Linked DNA regions of Homo sapiens: all the other regions are linked to region 1. A link is a loop called in an ENCODE intact Hi-C map of the cell type or tissue named here. Cell type or tissue: sigmoid colon. All regions are shown on one strand. Region 1 has its middle 2.2 kb from the start of ART4. Region 2 overlaps LOC105369673 (a long non-coding RNA gene). Region 3 overlaps PTPRO (protein tyrosine phosphatase receptor type O). Region 4 overlaps PTPRO (protein tyrosine phosphatase receptor type O). Region 5 overlaps RERG (RAS like estrogen regulated growth inhibitor). Region 6 has its middle 5.7 kb from the start of LINC01489.

Region 1 (4,000 bases):
AGAGTTATTGTCAAAAAGAAGGCTCTTTGTACTGCTTTTCCCTGGCACCTTTGAAACTCTCCAATCCAGAGATTGTACCTCTGGGTTCAAAGCTCTTCCCCCATTTTCTCTTCTGAAGACAGGCCCTCTGTCCGCACAGTTCCAGTCTCCAGTGAATCCTAATGACGACTGTCAGGAGACTGCTTATGTAGAGCTGACATAAGTTAAAATAGGGTCCACTGTGCAAACTTAATCCAGCACAGTTCTATTAAGCACTCTCTTTTAGGTAGGTACTACCCTTTCTAGTCTAAACATCCTTCTTCTCCTCCCAACCCTTGATATAATTATATTTTCTTGCAAATATTTTGTATTTATACTTCTGGATTCATTATTTAAGAAACTAAAAGTTAGCAATCCTTGATAATTGTTTTTCTTGCAAATATTTACTTCTGGATTCAATTTTTAACTTTTAAGGTAAACTAAGTGCTGTTCTTAAGTATTCTAGAATTTTTTGGCACCCTGAATTTTTTTAATCTAAATTTTCTGATGATCACAGCAGTTCTGTCTCATTAACAAATATTCAGAATATTTAGAAAGCACAAAGGAGAAAAAAATGACACATAACCCGTCACTTGGAGACAGCCACTAATTAGGTCTGGATTTTGATTTATACACCCTTAGACATACACACACACAGGTTTCTAGAACTGAAATAATATAGTATGCAGTTTTGCATACTGTTTATTCCCCTTAATATTTTAATGTAAGCATGTCCCTATATAATTTAATACCTATTGAAACATTTTTTAAACAAAGGTTCACTATATTCCATTACATAGGTGCTGCCACACAATGGGACAGCATGGGTGGATCCATGGACAGTCTCAGAAGAAGATTGATAAGTGACTAGAACATGGACTCTTGAATAAGACATCTCAGTTCAATTCCTGGTGCTCCTTCTTCCTAAATGTGTGATCTTGGACAAGCTACTTAACCTCTCTGTCTCTCTGTTTCCTCATGTGTTGAATGGAGATAATAATAGTACCAACTTCATTTTAGTGTTGATACATTCATACTCCTTAGAATAGCATCTGGCACCTAGAAATTTTCCAACAAATAAAACCAATTATTATTATTTGCACCAAAGTTTATTTAATAAATATCTTATATTTAGCTTGTTTTCAACTACATAAATTTTTGTGTGTTTCTCACAATTTTTAAGATGCAGTTCTAGAGATGTGACTACTGATCCATGGAATGCATATTTTTCAGATTTAATGGCAACCACTAGCAGTGTGTGAAAATATCCCTTTAAGACTTTAACAATTCTTAAGGTTCCTTATTAGCAACTGTTACTTTGGAATATTGAGATGTCATGAAGAGAACTAGACTTAGAATATGAAAATTTGAATTATAGTTTGAGTTCTACCCACAATGCTGGCTGAGGTAACTTTAAAAAATAAGTAATTTGTGCTTAGCCTCAGTTTCCTTAACCTTATAGAAAGTTGTCAGGCTTAAATAAGGTGAAACTTTTCTTTTATTGAGCAAGTACTGTACTTCAAGACCTTTTTGCATGTTATCTCAACCCATGGGACGACCATGAAGAGATATTTTAACCTTTCCTTTATAAATGTGGTTGTTGAGGCCCTGTGAAGTTTAATAACTTTTTAGTAATCACAGGTGCTTTTCTGTCTCCTGAAGCCCACGATCTTAAAACACTCTAAAAGAGTGTGTCATTTTATTATTATCTTCTATAAAGGTTTTGCTATTTTTCCTATCGTGACTGCCACTTCCAGGATAAGACCACTGGAGGGCAGCAGAAAACTTTGTAACATTTTATACCACTCAGTCTAAAAGAGGGAGAACAGAAAAGGGAATGGGGCAGGGAGCAGGAAGGGGGATAGAAAGAGAGAGAGAGAGGGAGAAAGATAGAGGGAGAGAGGGAGAGAGAGTGAGGGGGAGAGCAAAAGAGAAGGGGAGCGAGAGAGTGGGGAGGGGAGGGGAGAGAGAGAAGGTAGGGAGAGAGAGAGAAGGTGGGGAGAGAGAGAGAAAGAGAGAGACAGAGAGAGAGAACCATCAGTGAAAACAACTGGGGTAGGGAAAAGCTCAAGTTCTGGTGTATATGTGAACATATTTGAATTAAAATGAAAAGTTAAGTTTTCTGATTGTTTGGAGTCAATAAAAAGTCATCTTTTGCCTTAAGGGCTATCTTATTAAGATTCTCATGTAATAATTTAATATTAGTTAATTTAGAGTTTGGGGTGCATTCAGTTATCATTTAATGATACCCAGTTCTTCAAAATGCAGCCTATTTGTGCTGTCTTGATGGGTTGGGATATAAGTTTTGAAGTAGCACAGACCTTGTGTTGGAATTTTACTTCCATCACTTCCTACCTTTGTGAGTTGGAACAAATTACACTAATTCTCAGTTGCATTTTCTTCATATGTAAAAGTAGACATGGTAACACCAGTCTTGCAGGGTTCTGTTGACAATGAAATGAAAGACCAACAACTCATAGGGTGTCCAACACAGTGAAAGTTAACTTTATTTTTTTTTTTAAGCAGCTGTTTAAGAAGAGGTTTCGCTAATTTTCCAGATCTATTTTCTGGAATAAATTCTAGATATTCTAGACTATTCTAAACCTTCTTTCAGAGAATGGGTTGCAGTACTCACTAGAGGGCCTTTCCCAGGGAGGAAACTTATCTTCTGTTACCGTCCTTGAGGTTTGGCAATGACCTTTAGTAGTTCCTGTTTGGATCTTGTTGAACTCCTTCAGATCTGTGTCTAAATTTAATAGGAGTGTTTTATTGCCAGAAGTACTTGTTAGTCACAGGAAAGTTGTTTGATAGTGACCCCATAATTTGGTAGGCAGAATGGGTTTGAGTTATCTACGTTTTAACTTATCAGTTCCTTCTTAACTCTTAACACTCTTACAGAAGTGAGCAAAGCTCCCTCAGTTATTTCACATTTTTATAACTTTTTATTTAGATAACATTTCATGCTTACACAAAAGGTGCAAGAGTAGAAGGAATTTCGATACACTCTCCAAATTAATCAGTTGTTAATATTTTACCCCAATTGCTCTATCATTCTCTCTTTTTTTAAACAACTTGAGAATAAATTGCAAATATCATGCTCTTTTACCCTTAAATACCTCAGCATTTATTTCATAAAACAGGGACATTCTCTTATATAACCACAGTTAATTACAAATATCATTTATATAATATCGTTATCTAATCCATAGTTCATAGTCAAATTTATTAACTGTTCCTATAATGTCCTTTATGTCTCGTCCCAGGATCACAATTTGCACTTAGTTGTCAAGTCTCTGTAGTCTCTTTAAGCTGCAATACTTCCTCAGTGTTTATTGTGCCTTTTGACCTTGGCAGGTTTGAGAAGCATTGGCCAGTTATTTTGTGGAATGTCTGTCAACTGGGGCTTGCACATTATTTCCTGGTAATTAGATTCAGATTATGCAGTTCTGGCAGGGAAATCACAGGGAGAAGTTTTACCATTCTCAGGAGACATTTGCATCTATTGTTTCAATACCTTTTGCAATAATAGTTATTAAAGCAATTGCTTTATTATAGTATCTGGTTGCTTGGTTATATGTTGATCATCAGATTATGTTATTTACCCTTTCTTTTTCTCACCTTTTTCTTTAAAAGCATAGGATCTTAGTGTCAGGAAAGAGCTTTGTTTTCCTTATCGTCATCCCCAACACTCCTCTGTGAATTTCCTCAACATTGTTGACAGAGCAACTTCTGCTGCATGTGCTCTCACAACGGCTAACATTCTGTAAGTGTTTGTTGAATGAATGAGTGAATGAATAAATGCTTCCAAATTTCAGTAGCTTGGGTACCATCCCCAAGAAGGCCATTTATTCTGGGAGAGATAGAGCAGAATTCCTAGTGGTGCATAGGAGGTTCTGAGGCCCAGGCTCACAGAAAAGACATTTGCCCAAGGACTATGCCTGAGTCTATCCAAATCCTGGGGACACAATGGGCAGCAGAAGAT
Region 2 (4,000 bases), 420 kb after region 1:
TTCTAGTACATGGTACTTTTTCAATAAATAGCAGCTATCATTAAAGCTCACAAAATCAAGTCATTCCCTAAGGTCACTAGCTATGCCAATTGATTCTTCTTGGGGCAATTGATTCTTCTTTTACGTAATAAGTGGATTAGACAAAATGACTCTTTAATATTCTATAACTACATAAGACAAAAGTTGTCCCTATAAACCAGCATCTCATACAAGTGGAGTTGCAGAGAAAGAAAATAATACTTGAGTTCTAGTCCTAACTCCACCACTGCCCACCAGGTCAACAGAGAAACCACAGATCCCTTCTGTGTAGAATTACAGGGTTGAGTGAATATGATCTCTGATAGTCTCTGATGCTGTTGGTACCAGACAAAAATGTCTGATACTTTTGGTCATGGTGGGCAGACAACATGTGAAAGCAGAAGTGAGTTCAAAGCTGGAAGAGTTCACCATATTTCAGGATCAACTGCTGAGACTTGGATGTCTGGCACCATTTTGATCAAAGGCTCAAACCTGTGCCTCTTGACTCTGGTGTCCAGTGCTGGGAAGTCTATTTGAGACACAGTTTTGCTTCCCTTGCTCTAGGATAAAAGGGAAGTTATAGGCTTGTATTAATTAAACGTCCGTAAAGTGTGGATGAGTGAGGCACATATACAATGAAAGTAAAAAGGGATGTAACCAACCTAAGGAAGGAGTTCTAAATTCCATCACCACACACTAGGCCTATATGAAGAGATAACACAATAATTATAGAAAAGGGATTATAAGCACCAGGACCTGAAAATCACCCCCCTCCTTTTTTTTTTTTTAATGGAGATAGAGTCTTGCTATGTCACCCAGGCTGGAGTGCAGTGGCATGATCTCGGCTCACCGCAATCTCCGCCTCCTGGGTTCAAGCAATTCTCCTACCTCAGCCTCCCGAGTAGCTGGGATTACAGGTGCCACACCCTGCTAATTTTTTGGGTTTTTTTTGTATTTTAGTATCACCATGTTGCCCAGGCTGGGCTCGAACTCCTGAGCTCAGGCAATCCGCCCGCCTCGGCCTCCCAAAGTGCTGGGAAAATCCCCTTTGAATGTCAGGGACAGGTTACCTAGGAGAAAGGCACAGCATTGCAAACATAAAATTAAGCAGTTAATTTCAGAGGAAAAGACTGAGTTTTAGAAAGCCCCTGTTCACTGGAAACAAAAAATGTGACCATACAAAAGAGCCTATAGCATCATTTCCAGTTTAGTCTAGTTAGTAGGGAGGGAATCATGATGTGTTGTGTGTGTGGTCTGGGCCTCAAGCCATTGGGAAATGCTTAGAAGAATTTGATCTACTATGTTTGTAAGTCTGATTTACTTGATTTACAATTTCTACAATTTCAGTACTTAGCAAGATGTTGTTAGATCTGTATTTGAGTGTTTAAAATAAAATCTGTATATATCTTAGTCAATTAAACATTTGAGATAATACAGATGTATTAAAGTTGTCATTGTAGTTTAACATATCCAAGGCAATTTTATTAAATACATAAAATGGTGTTGTTTGAAAAAGAATTTGATCTCACATATCAAATTCAGAAAAGCATTTTTTCAAAGTTACTAAATGTAAAAATAAAATAAGATTTATAATTCAAACTTAAAGTCTTGAAAATTTTTAATTTAAAAATTGTACCTTTAATCAAAGGAATATTGATTAAAATCCAAGTTTGGGATAGAATTCCTGTTCCTGAACAAAATCCCCACTGATATTATTCCTTTCAGCATTTGTCTTCCTGTAGTCTGGCTACCCCAGGCAAAGTGCAGCAGGAGGCAGAAGAATCCCATCATAAGTAGGTAGGCACAAATCTTTCACGTGTTTCTGCCCATGCCTGCATCTGTAGTGCCACCTAGTGTCAGAGAGGGATAATAACATTTTTAGAAGTCAAGGGTGGAGCATGAAACCCATTTCAATTCTCAATTTTTTCTTAAATTCTGAATGTGTGAAACTTTCCAAAATCGTGGTGTCTAAGCCTTTTTTCTCTCTGCTGTCTCATGGCATTTTGTGTTTTCTTGTTTATATTCCCATAGCACATTCTATTCATATCATTGAGTATATTTCTTAGCTTTGGGTTTAGTAAAACCTCTGCCTTCATGCAGCTTGTGCACTAGTAAGATTTCCACTTCTGTCATACTATTTATCACAGCTGGTTCATATCAGCATCATTTATATATGTCCACCTCTTTTATTGCCTGGGAGCTGTTTTCTCAATAGTGCCTCATTACTAAAGAGGGCCTTGCCTTGTGTTCAATGAATACATATGGAATTAAATAGATGAGCAAAAAAGAATATTGAGCATAATGTACAAATAAATTGATTTTATAGATTTAATGTTCCTTTCATCTTTGTGTATTTGGTCAACAATTATTTTCTTCATCTGTTTTATGCTGGAAGTCACACTGTTGTATACTTTCTAGCTAGAATAAGAGATAGGATAATGGAATTTCTCTTCTTTTGCATGAGAATGATTAGACGCTTATAAAAGAAAACGGTCAAGTCTACGATTTTTACAAAATAACATCATTTAGTCATCTTTTCTACTGTATTCTATTTCCTAATTTATCAAATGTTATGTGTCATGTGAGAAAATTTATTCAAGTACTACATACACAAACATCATCTTCCACAAACATGTCCTACTGTTAAATAAACATATCATTAATGAATCACAATGTTCAACTCATTAAAAGAAATTATAATTTTTTTAAAAGATAATTAATACTGGATGAGTTGAGGTAGAAATAATAGGTAATAATAATAGTAGTAGAATAATAGAAATAATAATGAATAAAAAATAATAGAAATATTTTATTTGATCCCAGGATACCTGATATCAAATGTACCATTTTAAGGAATCTTATATACTAGTCTTTTAAAAATGTAAACAATATTAACTAGATTCACAATAAAGAAGCTGATCTGCATAATTTTCATGTATTTGAAGCTCATGCAAATACAGAATGTAAAAACACCTATGATGTTTTGTTTCCTCATTCTAACCCCTAGAATGTGTGAATATGCTATATCACATAGCAAAGTCAGGCTAAGGTTGCTGATAAAATTATAGTTGCTAATCAGCTGACCTTAAAATAGAAAGTTTAGCCTGGCTTATTGAGGTGGGCCCAATGTAATCATGAGGATCTTTAAAAGTGGAAGAGAGAATCAGGAGAGAGCACCAGAGGTGGTAGCATGAGAAGAAGCTCAGCCTGACTTTGCTGGCTTTGCAGATGGAGAAAGAGGGCCAGGAGTGAAGAGGGCAGCCTCTAAAAACTGGAAAAGGCCAGAAAACAGATTCTTCCTAATAATTCTCAGAAAGAAACACTGCCCTGAGGGCACTTTGATTTTAGCCCAATATGTTAGTCCGTTATTGCACTGCTATAAAGAAATGCCTGAGACTAGGTAATTTATGAAAACAAGAGGTTTAAGTGGCTCATGTTTCTGCAGGCTGTACAGGAAGCGTAACAGCATCTGCTCCACTTCTGGGGAGGTCTCAGGAAACTAACAATGATGGTGGAAGGCGAAGGGGAAGCAGGCATGTCTCACATGGCTAGAGCAGGAGGAAGAGAGTTGCAGGGAGGTTCATGGAGGGGATGGTACCAACCCATTCATGAGAAACTGCCCCCATGATCCAATCACCTCCCACCAGGCTCCACCTCCAACACTGGAGATTGCAATCGAACATGAGATATTGATGAGGACACAGATCCAAACCATATCACCCAGTGAGACCCATGTCAAACTCCTAATCTAGAGAACTGCAAGTTAATACATCTGTGTTGTTTCTTTGCCACTAGATGTGTGGTAATGCGTTGTGGCAGTGATAGGAAATTAATTCATTCCTACACCCTTCTACTAAAGAATGATAGAAACTGTTGAAATTGCATTCCATTAGCTGTCAATATTGTTTATATTAAGTATTTAAATTAGGCTGCAAAAGTCAGGCAAGGAATAAACAATCCAGTCTTTTGATAGCAATACCAG
Region 3 (4,000 bases), 680 kb after region 1:
CAATCATCTGTGAATTCTTACACAATTAACTTACATAAGCATGTCTCTTTTCTTTACTAGCCAATATCCAGAGCACTTTTTGTTCCAGATGTTAATAGTAATATTAGAGCAGAAAACTGAAAGAATACCCAAAAAGGAGAAAATAGCAGTTACTTGGCAAGCGCTGTTAGTCTTTTGCCTATAATGATAATCACATATTTAATTATAAGTAAACTTCACTGTATCAATAATTCTTATAATTTAACTATATTGATGTAAACTTTCTGAGAATGCTCTTTCCTTCTCACCAGGACAGTTGTCTGGAAAAAGCTCAGATGTAACATCTCAACCTGGGACTGCTCAATTCCAGCTGTCAAACTTTGAATTATCTTAACGATTCTGGGCTTCTATTTTCTCACCGGTAGAACCCCCTAAAATGTCAGCTAAATAGGCACTAAAGCCTACTTAGAGACAACTGATTAGTAGAGCAAAACTTAATATATTGAACACCACCCTGACAGTCTTTGCACTGTCTTTTAAGGGGGAACAAAAGAAATGAAATATTAATAGGATTTGGCTTCCTGGCTCAAGTGGTTTAAGGTATGCCTTTCAAGATGGAAAACTGACTAGGATTGGGCATAGTTTATAACAGTTTAAATGGACATAGCAAGTGTGGATCAATAAACTATGGTTAATAGACAAGCTACTTACCTGGTAAGCAGTCTGTTGTCACCAATGTATTGATGTTGATGATTTTCTATCTTTTCCTGGGTCAAATAAATAAGTGATGCTGAACCAGCAGTCTACAGGTATTGTCTCAGCATATTGACAGAGATGGTCTCAATTTTCACATCTATAAAATGGGTATAATAATAATAAATACATAATAATAAATACCTCACAGTATGTGTGAGAATTAAATCATGTAATGTAAGTCACTATTATAATAGATTATTGTCTTTTTTATACTTATTTTCTAAACATATTGAAAATTCTAGTAGGTTTTATTTTAACCTTCTTTTTTTTTTTTTTACTTTTACTTTAAGTTCTGGGATACATGTACAGAACATGCAGTTTGTTACATAGGTATACATGTGCCATGGTGGTTTGCTGCACCTATCAACCTGTCATCTAGGTTTTAAGCCCCGCATACATTAGGTATTTGTCCTAATGCTCTCCCTCCCCTTGCCCCCACCCCCCGACAGTTCTCATGTGATGCTAATACTTATAACAAACATTCATAACTAGGTATGCTTTCAAAAATAATCATTCACTGAAGAATTTGTAATATATAAAGTAAAAACGCGTGTGTGTGTGATTTTTTTTACCTTCTTATTTAAAGCAAATAAGAATCTCATGCTTAACTTTCCTATGCTTTGAATTTTCCAAATTGTGTGGTGTAAAAGAAAATAGGAACAAAATATTTGAATTAGGTGTGATTTATTAGGAACTCAAGTCTACCATCTTTGTTAGGCAATTCAGTTGGCTAGCCCTCAATCATAGTAATTATGCGGAGGGGCCAAAGTATTAATAAACAAATAGTGACATCTTGTGGCCTTCCAGCAATATGCTAGGTTTTAAAGCAACAACATGGAAATAAAAATCTGACATGTGAGAGGAAAGATATATACTTCTGGGTTTGCAATTTTAAAGATGTTTCTTTTCCTCACTAAAATTAGGACATGAGAAAATACCCTTTGAAGAAATATATGCATAGGTTCTTGTATATGACGAAATATGTTGGAATATATTAGGAGGCTATAAGGAAGCCAAGGTTATTTTCCTTTAGTAGAATATTCTGAAATATGATGTAGATTTGTGTTACTTGTTAGATGCATTGATGATCTTTCAAGATTTTATTGCTAAGCATACTATATAAGTGCTACTCGTATTTCACATGAAACAAATGCATTTTTACTTCATATATTACAAATTCTTCAGTGAATAATTTTGAAAGCATAGCTAGTTATGAATGTTTGTTGTAAGTATTAGCATCACATTAGGGGAAATGATTCTTTATAGAAAATTTCCATAGATTTTAGTTGACATTGTGCTGTATCTCAGAATGGAACACCGACTGTCTTCAAACCAACATACACCTGGAATTTAAATTCAATTGTGTATTTGTTTTTTAAAATAATCAGAGTTAGCAGTTACTTTAAAAAGGTAATTAAAATGTTTTCAGAGCCTATATAGTATAAAGCTTGTGATGAATTCTCTTCCCTCGTTGGCAAATTTTTTATTTTATTTATTTACGTTTTTTGGCTGGGCGTGGAAGCTCACGCCTGAAATCCCAGCACTTTGGGAAGCCACGATGGGTGGATTGCTTGAGCCCAGGAGTTCAAGACAAGTCTAGGCAATATAGAAAGACCCTGTCTCTACAAAAAATATAAAAATTAGCTGGATATGAAGGCCTGTACCTGTAGTCCTAGCTACTTGGTAGACTGAGGCAGGAGGGATGATTGAGCCTGGGAGGTCGAGGCTGCAGTAAGCTGAGATTGCGCCACTGCACTCCAGCTTGCGTGACAGATTGAGATCCTGCCTCAAAAGTAAAAATAAAATAAAATAAAAGTAATTTTTTTTTTTGAGGCAGGGTCTCACTCTGTCACCCAGGCTGGAATGCAGTGGCAGGCTCATGCCTCACTGCAGCCTGGATCTCCTGGGCTCAAATAGTCCTCCCACCTCAGCCTCCCTAGTAGGTGGGACAACAGGGTGTGCCACCATGCCCAGCTGAATCTTCTAATTTTTTTGTAGAGATGGGGTTTTGCTATGTTGCACAGGCTGGTCTTGAACTGGACTCAAGCGATCCACCCACCTCAGCTTCCCGAAATGCAGGGATTACAGGCATTCCCTGCTTAAATTTTTAAAAATTTAAATGCATAAGATGATAAAGTAGCAAGCTCAGTGTTAGAATTTAGCTTCGTGGCTAAAAAAAAAAAAAAAAAAAACTTGTTCTTCCCTTCTTTCTCTCTCTCACTACTCACTCAGCAACATTTATTAAGAGCCTGTTTTCTGCAAAGCACTGGGCTAGACACTGTCAAAAATAATGTCTTGTTATTTTATGCAAATAACATTTGTCTTCTATCCTGCTTGTAGTACTATGATCTTCTATCTTCCTACCCTTGTATCCTACTGTTCTTTATTCCCATAAACACCTTTGCTGCAAGTAAATGAAAGAGACTTAGTTTGCAGGACTCTAAGTTTTTTAATCCTACTTGGCTAATAACTCCACTGATACCTATTAATATTAATTGGTTGATGTAACAAAAATATACCCAAACAAGTGAACTTTTTAGGAATTTTGTAATGGTGACATTTATCCAAAAGACTTTGATATCCTCAGGTACAGATGGGTCTGGGGGTCTTGTATCTTAGATATACAAGATGTGGGATCCCATTAAACAAGTGCCCATCCTGTATCACCATCCTTCACTGTTATTGAGAGGTCCTGAAGTTACCGGGACTATCGTGTGCTGTGAATTCTAATTCGCTAAGTTGACTCTATATGGGATTTCATGCTCTGCTGGTAAGTACTTTATTTATCCATCTATTATACTAAATTGTGCCTCGTTTCTCCCTTGTAGCCCCAGTGGCTCCGGAAATCACTTCTGTGGAATATTTCAACAGTCTGTTATATATCAGTTGGACATATGGGGATGATACAACGGACTTGTCCCATTCTAGAATGCTTCACTGGATGGTGGTTGCAGAAGGAAAAAAGAAAATTAAAAAGAGTGTATGTTTCTTTGAATGCCAGCATTGTGTGTCTGTAAATTTAGTTTTATGAACTATTGAAAACCACTAAGCAATCATTTATTGACACGTCAAATGTTTGCATACCAGTTGTCTGTTTTAGGCTCTGGAGATAAGACAGTGAACAAAAATTGAATTCTTCCTTTCATAGAGCTTACCGTTTAATCTTTAACAGTGAGATGTAAGAGCTCCAACTATTGATTTCATTTATATTTAGAATTATGATTTGAGCTTTTTCTTCAGGATGCCAAACATTTTCAAGAAAACT
Region 4 (4,000 bases), 750 kb after region 1:
CCTACTTTTCTGCAGAAGCAGAGACCCCGATAAAGGGTGTGGCCAATGCAGTGCAAATGTCTCTCAGGAACGTAGCCATGATAGTCAGAAATGTGACATTAGAAGGAACACCAACCACAACTCCATACTTAAAAATCAGTTAAGTGGAAAATATTGTCAGGAGCTTAGTCTGCGTTTTTCCACAAGGGTACTATTTGTAGTTTTTTAGAAATCATCAGTTTTATTTCAACAGTAAAGTAGCACCATCTGGGCTGGCCGAGGTGGCTCACGCCTCTAATCCCAGCACTTCAGGAGGCCGAGGTGGGAAGATCACCTGAGGTCAGAAGTTCAAGACCAGCCTGGCCAACATGGCAAAACTCCATCTCTACTAAAAATACAAAAATTAGCCAGGAATGGTGGCACATACCTGTAATCCCAGCTACTCAGGAGGGTGAGGCAGGAGAATCACTTGAAGCCGAGAGGCAGAGGTTGCAGTGAGCCGAGATCATGCCATTGCACTCCAGCCTGGGCAACAGAGCAAGACTCCATCTCAAAGAAAAAAAAAAAAAGAGGGGGGAGAAAAAAAAGAAGCACCATCTGAATAATATGCCATCGGAACATTCTTTTGCAGTGCTGGCGTGGGACGGACAGGAACATTCATTGCCCTGGACAGGCTCTTGCAGCACATTCGGGATCATGAGTTTGTTGACATCTTAGGGCTGGTGTCAGAAATGAGGTCATACCGGATGTCTATGGTACAGACAGAGGTAGGAACATAATCTATATGTATTTTTAAATTTTCCCTGGACTGAAAAACTTACCATTATTCAATGATATGCTTCAAAACAATTCTCTCAAACTTCTTTGTATCTTTCTTTCCCATTTTCTTATTGTATATGTTCAAACTGCTTTGAGGCATAAAAGAAATAGACACTAGCCTCCAGAAATCCATTCGACATATAGTGATTATACTTTTATTGGCATCATAATTCAGAGTGCATGGGTAGATTCGTAAGAGTAAAACCTCTTTGAACAGACTCAGAGTCAATTGCAGATAACAGCCATCCTGGGTAAATGCCACCAAATAGAGACTGTTGAACTGGTGAAATTTGATTTATATTTGAAATGTTGGATTTGATTCAATACATTTGTCATTAGTTTATCCTCCGTGTGACTCTATCCCAATTCACTTTTGATGATGATTAGAAGTTGGATTTGAGCTTTCTGTCCCTTTTATGATTTTAAAGATTCCCAGTCCCCAACCTACCAGCATTGCCAGTTCCCTTCATCTCAATGATGAAGATTTATTATTTTAACAACATGGAAGCATCCCCTGAAATATCCAACAGTGTTACGTGCTCCGTCTTCCTCCTCTTCTCCCGAGTCCTCCCTCCCTGAAAGCCTGAGGATGCACTTAGTCTGGAGCGACAACCCAAGGCAACGCCGGCAGACAGCACCGCCTGCCTCAGAGCAGCCGTGGGTGTGTACCCTTGTGGGCGCAAAAACCCAAGTACAACAGCTTGTTCATAAGCCTCATCACCCAGCCATACTCGCGACTTCTTAGCTTCGGTCTTACAATAATCCTTTTTCTCAAAGAGTATGTGTGGGTGGAGCGCTTGGGTAGAACACAACCTGGCCCGACCTGTAATCAGGGTATTTTTAAAATGCTTTGGTCTTCCTCATGCTTTTCCTACCCAGCACCACTAGATGTCAGTATCACTTCAAAAGCCTAGAGTAATGGCGGCCGTCTCAGCTGTTTCTGCTTTCCCACTCCTTTTACTTTTCTTTCCTCCTACCTCCCCATTCTTGTCTGACCAATTTTTGGCAAGGCTGTTTCAATACATTCATTTCTGAACTACAGCAGGATCATACCACTTGGGAAAGAGTTATCCTCGTTAATATTCAGACCTCTCATTGATAATTAGGAAGCAAGTCCAATTGGTTTCCTCACTTGGTTTCAATCATGCTGCCTAGTAATTTAGTGTGGTGGGGACATCAGTATCACTTTTTAATCATAAGTTTAAAATGTCTGGTTTCCCAGAGGAGTCCACTGTCTGGTGAGTAAACAGTGCTTTATTAATCGGTCCATATTTTTGGCTTTTACTTCCATAAATTTGCACCTTGATATGTGATTAAAAATCCACGTTATGTATATGAATCACCAAGCTTCAAAGAGCCACACCTTATTTTAAGTATTTTGCATTTAATGAATTGTCTCCTCAATTTACTTAATTCATACCTTTTACAACTTCATAGATTTTGGGGCCTGGCGTAGTGGCTCACAGCTGTAATCCCAGCACTTTAGGAGGCTGAGGCGTGCGGATCACCTGAGGTCAGAAGTTGGAGACCAGCCTGGCCAACATGGTGAAACCCCGTTTCTACTAAAAATATTAAAAAATTAGCCTGGCCTGGTGATGGGCACCTGTAATCCCAGCTACTCGGGAGGCTGAGGCAAGAGAGTTGCTTGAACCCAGGAGACGGAGGTTGCAATGAGCTGACATGGTGCCACTGCACTCCAGCCTGGGCGACAGAGTGAGACTCCATCTCAAAAAAAACAAAAAAAACTTAGTAGATTTTAATTATGGCCTGTTTGCTTTTGACTTTTCTCCAACTACAGATTCTTAATCTCTTTCACATGACACATCCTCCATCCCATTTTTAGGGTCATTATCTTTCTTTGGGTGGTTATCAAGCAGCCACCATGTCGCTTTCTGCAAAGCCAAGAAAACGTTTTGTTTTCTCCCTAAATGTTTTACCCTAAATTTTGGTTGTTTTATTTGTTTATGCCAGCATTTTATGTTGATATCTCCGCGGACACAGCCTTTTTAAAGTACAGTATCCCCATCCTGGCCAACATAGTGAAACCCCTTCTCTACTAAAAATACAAAAATTAGCTGGGCGTGGTGGCACACGCCTGTAGTCCCAGCTACTCGGGAGGCTGAGGCAGGAGAATCGCTGGAACCTGGGAGGCAGAGCTTGCAGTGAGCCAAGATCGTGCCACTGCACCCCAGTCTGGTGACAGAGCAAGACTCCGTCTCAAAAAAAAAACCCCATAAAATAATTAATTAAAATTAATTATGAAATAATTAAATAAAAAATAAAGTGCAGTATCCCTTCCCTGAACTCTCATGGGGAGTTCAAAGTCAGCAAAGGGGGCAGAGGTTCCCCGGGTTACTTACTTTTTCCAACTTTTCTAGCTTGACCCTTGATTCCCGCAGGACTTCCTGGTGGATGTTTTCCAGTTCCAGTTATTTATCTGTGTCTTTTTTTTTAACTTATGTCTAGAACATCTTCTTCATTTACCTTTATTTTTTCCTTGTTCCTCTGCTTACCATGGTTCATCCCGTATTTTGAATACAGATTGATCTGCCTAAGATTCTCCTTAAGCCCATTCACATTCAAATTCTGCTGCCAGGTCACAAAAGTTAACAAGGAAAGAACAAAGTAAAAAAAGGTTATTCTTTTCACATGTATCATCCTAGAGTACTCCTTTGACGCTAATGATTTTCAAGAGAATGAAATGGTTCTCCACTTGAGCTCTGTTTTTATGTATATAATCAACCCACATAGACCATATTTCCTCCCATCACTGGTATCTAATTTTCCAGCCTTCTCTACATTGCCTTGACCCCACCATTCCACCTCACCCAAAAAATTGCAGAAGTAGCTGATAGGATGAGCCATGTCTCCAGGTGCAACATGCTGCCTGGACTGCACTGTGACCTGCCCTCTTCCTCTTCCTCACCTGACCAGACACACTTCATAGACTTCTTCACGCAAGTAGAGGCGTATTTAGAAAGAATGCCAGACCCTGAGGGGAGCCTGAATCTCCACTTTACTGCTGCACAAGTCATGTCACCTCTCAAGGCTCCCATTTCTCTTCTGTAAAATATGAATGATAACTTTCACTAATTTTTGTAAAGCAGACATGATGGGAAATAATATAACCTAGATAAGTGATTTGAAACTGTGAAGTGCTACTTATGAATGATGTTCTCCTCTCTTCTATTTTTATCGAATA
Region 5 (4,000 bases), 300 kb after region 1:
TTTCTGTGAGTTTTAGAGTTCAAGACAACTGCTCATAGATTTAAGCCATTGTATTCATTCATGAAACAAATATTAACTAATACCTACTATGTGCATGGCAATGAGCTGGTTGTTGAGTAACTACTGGCCCTGAGTTCATTCATTTTGTTCAATATTGATTGAGCAGCTACAATGTGGCAGGCTCCTGTAGGTCCTAGAGATGTAAACAGATGAAATCTCTTCCCTCAAGCTTCATGGTCCTTAGATTTTAGTACAGGCAAACAGATACTAAAACAAAAACCAAATAAATAAATAGTATGTTATATGGTGGTAAGTGCTATGAAGAAAAGTAAAGCAGGGAGAAGAAAGAGGAGTTGGAGGGATTTGATTGGTATCTTATTTTAAGGAAGGTGACCAAAGAAGGTTTCACTAACAAGATGTCATCTAGGCAAAGACCCAAAGCAGGTGACGAAGTGAGCCATCCATGTATCTGGGGACAGAATGTTCCAGGCAGAAGAAAGGGCAAGTGTAGAGGTTCTGAGGCAGGCATGCACTTGGCCTGTTTAAGGAACAGGAGGCCACCAGTGTGGCTGGAATGGAGAGCACAAAGTAGGGCAAGTGGAAGAAGAAGAGGTGAGTGAGGAGGTGAAGAAGGGTGTGGAGTATGAGAGGAAAAGAGGAGTGAAGGATGACTCCAAGGTTTGTGGGCCAAGAAATTGGAAGAATGAAGTTCCATTTCCTGAGATAAAGAAAGACTGCAGGAAAAGCAGGTTGGAGGGTAGGGATTGAAAGCCAGTTTTGTGCAAGATAACTTGGTAATATCTTTTAAACATGCAATGGAGATGCTCAGTGACCATGGAGTGCAAGAGTCTGGTGTTGAGGGCAGAAATTCAGGAAAGAGATACAAATTTGCAAATTTGTCAGTATAAAGATGCTATTTAAAGCCACAAGATTGGATGAGGTCACTTGAAGGCAGCATAGCTATAGGAGTACCCTGAACTCTGAGGCACTTTAAACAGTTGGGCTGATGAGGTAAAAATGAGGGACGGTAATTGGAAAGTTGAAGTAGGAGGAAAACCAGGAAAGTTTAGAATTCTGGAAACTGTGCAAAGAAGGTTTTTCATGGAAAAGGGATTGATCACTTGTTTCAAATGTTGCAAATAAACACGATGAGAACTGGGAACTGGATTTGGCAGTGTGAAATTGGTGGCCGAGTGGTGTGGATGACAGCGTGAATGGAGTGGGCTTAAGAGAATAGGGAGGGGTGGCAATGCAGAGAGTCAATCTAGGCTTTCAAGCTATTATCAAATGGTTCTGAATCACATACAATTCATGGAGACAGGCCCATTATGAACATTTATCAGTCATCATTTGGTCTGAAGATAACACTGTGAATCACACAAATCTAATGATATATCCAGCTACTATTTAGTAGTGTACCAAATATGGTTTACATGCACAATGCTGTGAGAAACAGAACTAGAACAAAATGACAGAAGGTTGTGAAATGAGTGGGAGCAATAATGTGGAGAAGCATTTACTTAAGTCTTTTTTAACAGAAAAATTTTCTTTTCTTTTTTCCATTCCTTCTCTTTCTATTAGACCTTGATCTCCACTCCCCACAGGGAAGGTAAACCAGAGCACAGATGCAAAGAGAAATCACAGATAGCCATTCCTACGTTTTAACAGACCAATGTCTTGGCATTAACAATTGGAGTCTAACAAGAACCCTCTGCTCCCCCAGTTCCCAAACAACCCCATTCTCAGAGGCCTGAGATAAACACTCTTTCTGGACTAGGAAGAGAGGACAGTTAGAAAAGCAAGGGAGATAAATTTTGGTGTGGACTTATACCCCCTCCCTCTTAGGCTGAGCCAGTGACCTGGAATTAAAGAAGAAGAGAGAGACAGAGCAATCCCTGGTTAGCTGTGAAGAAGTTGGAACAAGGGGAACTTCTCCTTCACAGCCTGTCAGGGCCATGAGAGATCTCACCAAATCCCCTTTGATTAAGGAGGAACAATAAGGACCACTCATGGGATGGCCAGGCAGATGGATCTCAAACAGGGTGGCAGAGCCACTCTGCAAATGGGGCCCGGGGTGTGTCCGATGCTAGCTCCCTGGCTCTGAGAGTGTCGCAGGTGTGCCATCAGTCACGGGACCTGTGCACGTGCTGCAATCTGACAAGGGGATTTCAACAGCAGGTGTGCTCAGGTGCCTCAGTGGATGGCAGCACAGAGGGGCAGCTGTGCCTGACCAAATGATGAAGACTTCCAGTGCTAGGCGTAAGCCCTTGTATCTTAGATTTCACACCAGGGAGTAAAGAAGCAACAGCAGAACCCCACGGTGGCTGAATTGGCCGTAAACCCACTAACAAAAATCTGAAGTTTTAGGCTGAATTCACGTAAAATGGACTATTTCAACTTTCATATCAGAACACAGAATAAAAATTAAGATAGAAATTAGTTCATTTTAAGAAAAAGTACAGTTACAGTTGCTTTCCATGCCTACGGTGGTTGATTGAGAAATTTGCACCAGACACATGAACCCATAATTGCATAGATAATGTGTTTACAAGCCCTTTGGGAGAAATGTGTGGTACAGGGAAAAGCAAAACACTATGCTTGGAAAGATAAAACTAGATTTCTCCTAGCTCTGTTATTCTCTTTAGAATCTCAAGAAAAGTAGTAACGCTTTTTGAGTCTTAACACTTGATAAAATGAAATGCCTTACAAGACTGTTGTGATTATCAAATGCCATAATACACAAAAGTGATAAATAAACTTTAAATGTTTCAAAATAAAAAATGAAGGAACTGAAACCAAGTGCTACAATATGCCAGGCTCCTTATCTTATGGTAAACATGATATGTATTTTACATTTAATGTAATAATTTATAGTAATACTGTATTATGTTATTTTATATTATATTCCTGGCTGGTCTGGGATAGCCATATTTTACAGACATCATCCCAGCATAATTTTTAATAATGCCCTTTTCACTCTCAAAACTTCTGATTTGCATGATAAATTACATAGTCACTCTATACATTCTTTCCATACAATGTCCTTGCAAAATAAGGTCGGTATTTTATTCCCTTTTCACAGATGAGGAAACTGAGGTTTACATGGCTTGAGTAGCTAACCTATGCTCTCACAGCTAGTCATGCTGCCCTATTGGAAATCAAATCTGGGACTGTCAATTTGAAAGGTCAGGCTATTCAATTTACTGTACTATAGTGTAAGGTGCAATATGACTCTTTGCATTTGCATTAGAACCAAAGCATGTAAAGTGAATCACTCTCTCCCAGGCACAGAGCATGGGACCCATCTAAACTGACAACTGTGAGTTAAGCGCAGAATGAAAGCTAGTCTTTGAATTCCTGAGCAGGCAGCTTCCCAAGTCCTGTTTACTTTCAGCGATTTGGCCTTTGCATTGGATTGGAGAGCAGTACAAACGCATGCAGATTAGCCTTAAGCACATCAACTTGGAAATATTACATTAACAATCCCTCTCTTTGGTTTCATTTTTATTTAGGTTTTATTCAAATATTCTTAAAAGGAAAGCCTACATCTCCTTCAAAAACGCCTTCTCTTTGACATTCTAAAGCTTTTGATTGTGTCCAGCTTCTAAATCTAATTCAGTGAAGCCAAAAAAAAAAAAAAAAATTTAAGGCTATGTTTATTTCAGTTAAGCCTGGAGTAAAGGTTCATGCCAGATCTCATTTTAACAAAATGAATTCACCAACCCCTAGTAAACATTGGATGAAACTGATAATTATACTGGTGACCAGAAAGACTCCTTGGCCTTGGTTTGCAGAATTATATGACCTTACATTAATATTAGAAATCTAAATGATTAAAATCCAGGTTTGCAAATGAACATCATTTCTGTTGTAAAATTTGCTTTCAGCAAAAAAACATTTTGTAACATTCTTTCACTAAAACAGTCTTTACAAGCCAAATGAGATGGGTATTTGGGGGAAAAATTTTTACTTAATTCAGTACAAAACAATCTGAATAAAG
Region 6 (4,000 bases), 150 kb after region 1:
TATATATCCCCTTTTGTATAGCCTGTTGGTTCTGTCTCTCTAGAGAACCCTGAATAATACAGATTTTGGTACCAGGAGTGGTTCTTGATAAACAGAATTTTAAGGATAAATTTTCTTAACTGGTTTTAGGGTTTTTGAAATGGGCTGTCTAATCTGATTAGATATAAAAATGCTAAAGACTCTGCTTCTAACAGTACAGAGAGCACAGATAGTCCATGGCATGAACTGTTGTACAGAAAATAAATATATTTGATACTCCTAATTCACCACATACATGAAGCAAGACACTTGGTAACCCTGTGACTGATACTTTCAAACATTTGTGAAAAACCAAGGAATATAATAATGCTAGTTGGTTGTTCCTAACACCACTGGACAAAGTGATGAAAGAAAATGGGAGGAAAGTGGAAGAGGGGTGAGGGAGAAAAAATTACTGAGTGGGTACAATGTACATTATTCAGATGACAGTTACTCTAAAAGTCCAGACTTCACCATTTGGCAATTTATCCATATAACAAAACTACACTCGTACCCCTTAAATTTATACCAAAAAAAGAGAGAAGAAAGTGATGAGCCCATGGATTTGAATTCTTGGCTCTAGGTGCTCATAAACAGCCTAAGAGCTTCTAAGTGTGCCCCGAAGAAGAACCTTCTCTCCTGTAAACACAGGAAATTGTTGAAATTGCTGAAAATCAAACAAGCCTTCATCATGCAATGGTCTGATGTACAATAAACACAAACTCTCAGCCTCTCAGGTGTCGACTATTAAAGTGAGGACATTGATTGGGAAAGACTGTTTTTGTTTTTTTTTTTAAGTTGGGATGGAGATGTGTGGGAGAACCCTGATGAGGCTGGAGACATCGGGCTCCTAAATTCTGATGAACCCTCATCCCTAGTGGCAGTAGCACCCCCATCTCAAGCCCCACCCCCAGTGATATTGGCCTTTCCACCTGTGTCTGAGGGGATTAACCCTTCATTGTCTGAATAAACAGTAATGGCCTCCCCTGAGGGAGCTTCCAAGCAAGACAAGGCTGATTCTCCTCAGGACCCACCTTCACCTCCTCTCTTTGCTTCTAGCCGCATAACCAGACTCAAGTCCCAGCAGACCCCTAAAGGTGAGATAGAAAGTGTGATCCACGAGGAGGTATGCTACACTCCAAAAGAAAGACTTGAGTTTTCTAATTTACACAAGCAGAAATCCAGGGAACACGTGTGGAATGGATATTATGGGTGTGGGATAATGGTAGAAAGAACATAAAGTTGGATCTAGCTGAATTTATTGACTTGGGCCCACTAAGCAGAGATTCTGCATTTAATGTTGCAGCTTGGGGAGTTAGGAAAGGCGCTAACAATCTGTTTGGTTGGTTGGTTGAAACACGGATAAAAAGGTGGCCCACTGTGAGGGAGCTGGAGATGCTCTTCCTTGGTTTACCATAGAGGAAGGGATTCAAAGGCTTAGGGAGATGGGAAGGCTGGAGTGGATTTGTCACTTAAAACCTGCTCACCCCAACTGGGAGGGTCCATAAGATATAGCTTTCACCAATACTTTGGATGGAGGTCCAAACCCCAGAAATAAGGTTTTGTGACTGTTATTTTGAAAGTGTGCAAAAATCTTGGTTGCTGTGACTTGTGGCAAGGCAATTCATATGCTATAGGAGAGGCTTAGCTACTGCTTAAAGGTTGGAGGTGAGGAAGTAAGCCTGGTTTCTTGAGTGTTGCTTATGGCTTTACTCAAATTTTCCTGAAAATATTTCTCTTAGTTCTTTATGCTGTGTAATAATTTCTACCAGCAAGACTAGGAGAATTAAAAAAAAAAAAAAAACAACAAAATGGATTCTTCTTAGAACTGGGCTTAGACTGCCATCTTGTGGATATTTAGCTTCATATTCTAGTGCTGACAAAAACAGGTAAAAGTAAGTGTACACATTGTTTTTTAAATTGACAAGCAGAAATTGTACATATTTTTGGTGTACAATGTGATGTTTTGATATATGTGTACATTGTGGAACAGCCAAATCAAGTAACTTAATTATACATTACCTCACATACTTATTTTTTGTGGTGAAGACTGAAAATCTACTCTGAAAGCAATTTTCAAACATACAATATATTGTTATTAATTGAAGTCATCGTGATTTACCATAGATCTCTTAAACTGATTTATCATGTCCACCTGAAATTTTGTGTCCTTTGACCAACATCTCCCCAATTCTTCCCATCCCCTGGTTTTCAGAAAACATCATTTTATTCTCTGTTTTCATGCGTTCAGTTTTTTCGCACTTCATGTATAGGTGAGGTGAGATCATGTAGTATTTGTCCTCCCGTGCCTGGCTTACTTCACTTAACATAATGTCCTTTAAGTTCATCCATGTGGTTGCAAATGATAGGATTTCCTTCTTTTTTAAGGCTGCATAGTATTCCATTATGTATATATAGCATATTTTCTTCACCCATTCATCCATTGATGGTTGCTTAGGTTGATTCTATATCTTGGCTATTGTGAATAATGCTGCAATGAGCATGGGAGTGCAGATACTTCTTTGACATACTGATTTCATATCCTTTGATATATACCCAGAAGTGGAATTGCTGAATCATATGGTGTTCTCTTTGTAACTTTTTGTGAAACCGCCATATTGTTTTCCACATGGTTGTGATAATTTACATTCTCCCCAAGAGGTGCACGTATATTCTTAAAAAATATTAAAACTAGAAAAGACTTTATATTATTCACCATATGCCCTGATTTTATAAAAGAAAAAAACACTTGAGGCTGAGAGGATAAAATGACTGGTCACCCATGAAATAAAATGAGTTGGTCAATTTGATGGGCCATTGTGATACATCAGCTATGCTTTCCTTTTGAGCTCAGTAATGGAGTAAGAAGGGGTAAGACATAGATTGGACAGACATAAGATTTGGAGTGAGAATAGGATGAGACTCAGAAATGGGATGAGGGATGGTTCTTAGTAATTATTTTATAACAAAATTAGTGTTTCAAAGGCAGTGTAAAAATACTTTCTTAATAAAACTAAAGAAGAGCTTATAAACAGCAAAAGTCTCCATTATACCTTTACTATTCTCTCCACCTCCTGAGGGCAACTCTGTTTCTATTTTTAACCCTCTCATAGTTACCACTATAAATTTAAATAATAGGCTTATGCCTTTATTTAAACAATATTTATATCTTAATATAAAAGATGAGATATTAACTTATTCCCTGGCTACTTTCCCTATATATTCTCATTTCCTAAATTTGATACTTATTTATTTTTACTTTTAGATCTCCTATGGGTTATAATTTTAGCTGATTTTTCTTCTTCCATTATCCTGAATCTTTGCTTATTTAGGATGAGTGCCTTTACCCCTAACCCTTCTTTCTAACTTTCCTCATTCTAAACCTCTATACTCCCCATTCTGTCAATCACTTTTCTTCCACCTTCTCCAGGTTATTGGTACTAACATTCTGTACACTAGCCATACATAAACCTCCCATGGTTTTCCTATAGTTAGATTCTATAATAAAAGCAAAACTAATCAATAGCAGTTACATTGTTATGATGTATGCATTCTTTTTTTTTTTTAAATAAAGCAGGACCCTTCTCTATTCATTCAATATCTGCACTTTCGGGCTACTCAGTGGAACATCTTTTCAATACCAAGATCAAATGAAATATTTTTCCTTACACCTCATCAATTATATAAAGTCTTGTCAAATTTGTTGTTTTATTCCTTCCTGATTTTTTTGATTCTTTTAAAAATCTTTTACCAAAAGAATAATATGCCTTTATCATATTTTCAAGTTTTTCAACTTTTACAATTATTTGGTCTATTGCACCAAATCCCCCAACTGTTCTTGGGGAGACATCCCTATTAGAGCCTCTGTCTCACTGGCCTACTCTGGATTGTTTTTTTCCAAGCTTGTAGAATAGCAATGTCATCCTAGACACGCTCTTTTCTGGATCGTATTTGTGTTTTTCTTTCTGGAATTGTTTATAAT

Evidence for each region. A loop is a pair of places that touch in the nucleus more often than their neighbours do. Peaks named below come from ENCODE experiments on the same cell type or tissue, not always from the same donor. Only the 100,000 strongest peaks of a DNase experiment are listed, where the experiment ranks them.
Region 2: it touches region 1 in a loop (8-fold over the local background); 45 of 110 quality-filtered maps call a loop at or near these places.
Region 3: a loop joins it to region 1, with 3 times the contacts of the local background. A loop is called at or near these places in 11 of 110 quality-filtered maps.
Region 4: it touches region 1 in a loop (2.7-fold over the local background); 2 of 110 quality-filtered maps call a loop at or near these places.
Region 5: it touches region 1 in a loop (2.4-fold over the local background); 20 of 110 quality-filtered maps call a loop at or near these places.
Region 6: it touches region 1 in a loop (8-fold over the local background); 108 of 110 quality-filtered maps call a loop at or near these places.

Annotation. Positions count from the first base shown.
Region 1 is chr12:14,843,677-14,847,676 of GRCh38, forward strand. No RefSeq gene overlaps it. Among named protein-coding and RNA genes, the nearest start is that of ART4, 2.2 kb to the left of the region's middle. In sigmoid colon, CTCF peaks have their summits at 1,752 (motif pointing right) and 1,961; a DNase peak (open chromatin) is centred at 1,815.
Region 2 is chr12:15,267,275-15,271,274 of GRCh38, forward strand. LOC105369673 (a long non-coding RNA gene) reads right to left here. Exons shown (of 3, transcript XR_007063224.1): 3 at 1,665-1,868. Among named protein-coding and RNA genes, the nearest start is that of RERG, 48 kb to the left of the region's middle. In sigmoid colon, CTCF peaks have their summits at 1,883 (motif pointing left) and 2,083; a DNase peak (open chromatin) is centred at 1,817.
Region 3 is chr12:15,521,251-15,525,250 of GRCh38, forward strand. It overlaps PTPRO (protein tyrosine phosphatase receptor type O), which reads left to right. Exons shown (of 27, transcript NM_030667.3): 11 at 3,564-3,715. Among named protein-coding and RNA genes, the nearest start is that of PTPRO, 200 kb to the left of the region's middle. In sigmoid colon, a CTCF peak has its summit at 1,528 (motif pointing left); no DNase peak of the experiment used is centred here.
Region 4 is chr12:15,588,845-15,592,844 of GRCh38, forward strand. It overlaps PTPRO (protein tyrosine phosphatase receptor type O), which reads left to right. Exons shown (of 27, transcript NM_030667.3): 25 at 611-746. Among named protein-coding and RNA genes, the nearest start is that of EPS8, 200 kb to the right of the region's middle. RefSeq lists enhancers at 1,376-1,425, 1,706-1,765. In sigmoid colon, a CTCF peak has its summit at 1,665 (motif pointing right); DNase peaks (open chromatin) are centred at 1,467 and 1,697; H3K4me3 peaks cover 762 bases; H3K27ac peaks cover 330 bases.
Region 5 is chr12:15,143,442-15,147,441 of GRCh38, forward strand. The region is part of intron 2 of RERG (RAS like estrogen regulated growth inhibitor); the gene reads right to left. Among named protein-coding and RNA genes, the nearest start is that of RERG-AS1, 6.5 kb to the right of the region's middle. In sigmoid colon, no CTCF peak of the experiment used is centred here; no DNase peak of the experiment used is centred here; H3K27ac peaks cover 368 bases.
Region 6 is chr12:14,994,148-14,998,147 of GRCh38, forward strand. No RefSeq gene overlaps it. Among named protein-coding and RNA genes, the nearest start is that of LINC01489, 5.7 kb to the right of the region's middle. In sigmoid colon, a CTCF peak has its summit at 1,886 (motif pointing left); no DNase peak of the experiment used is centred here; H3K27ac peaks cover 237 bases.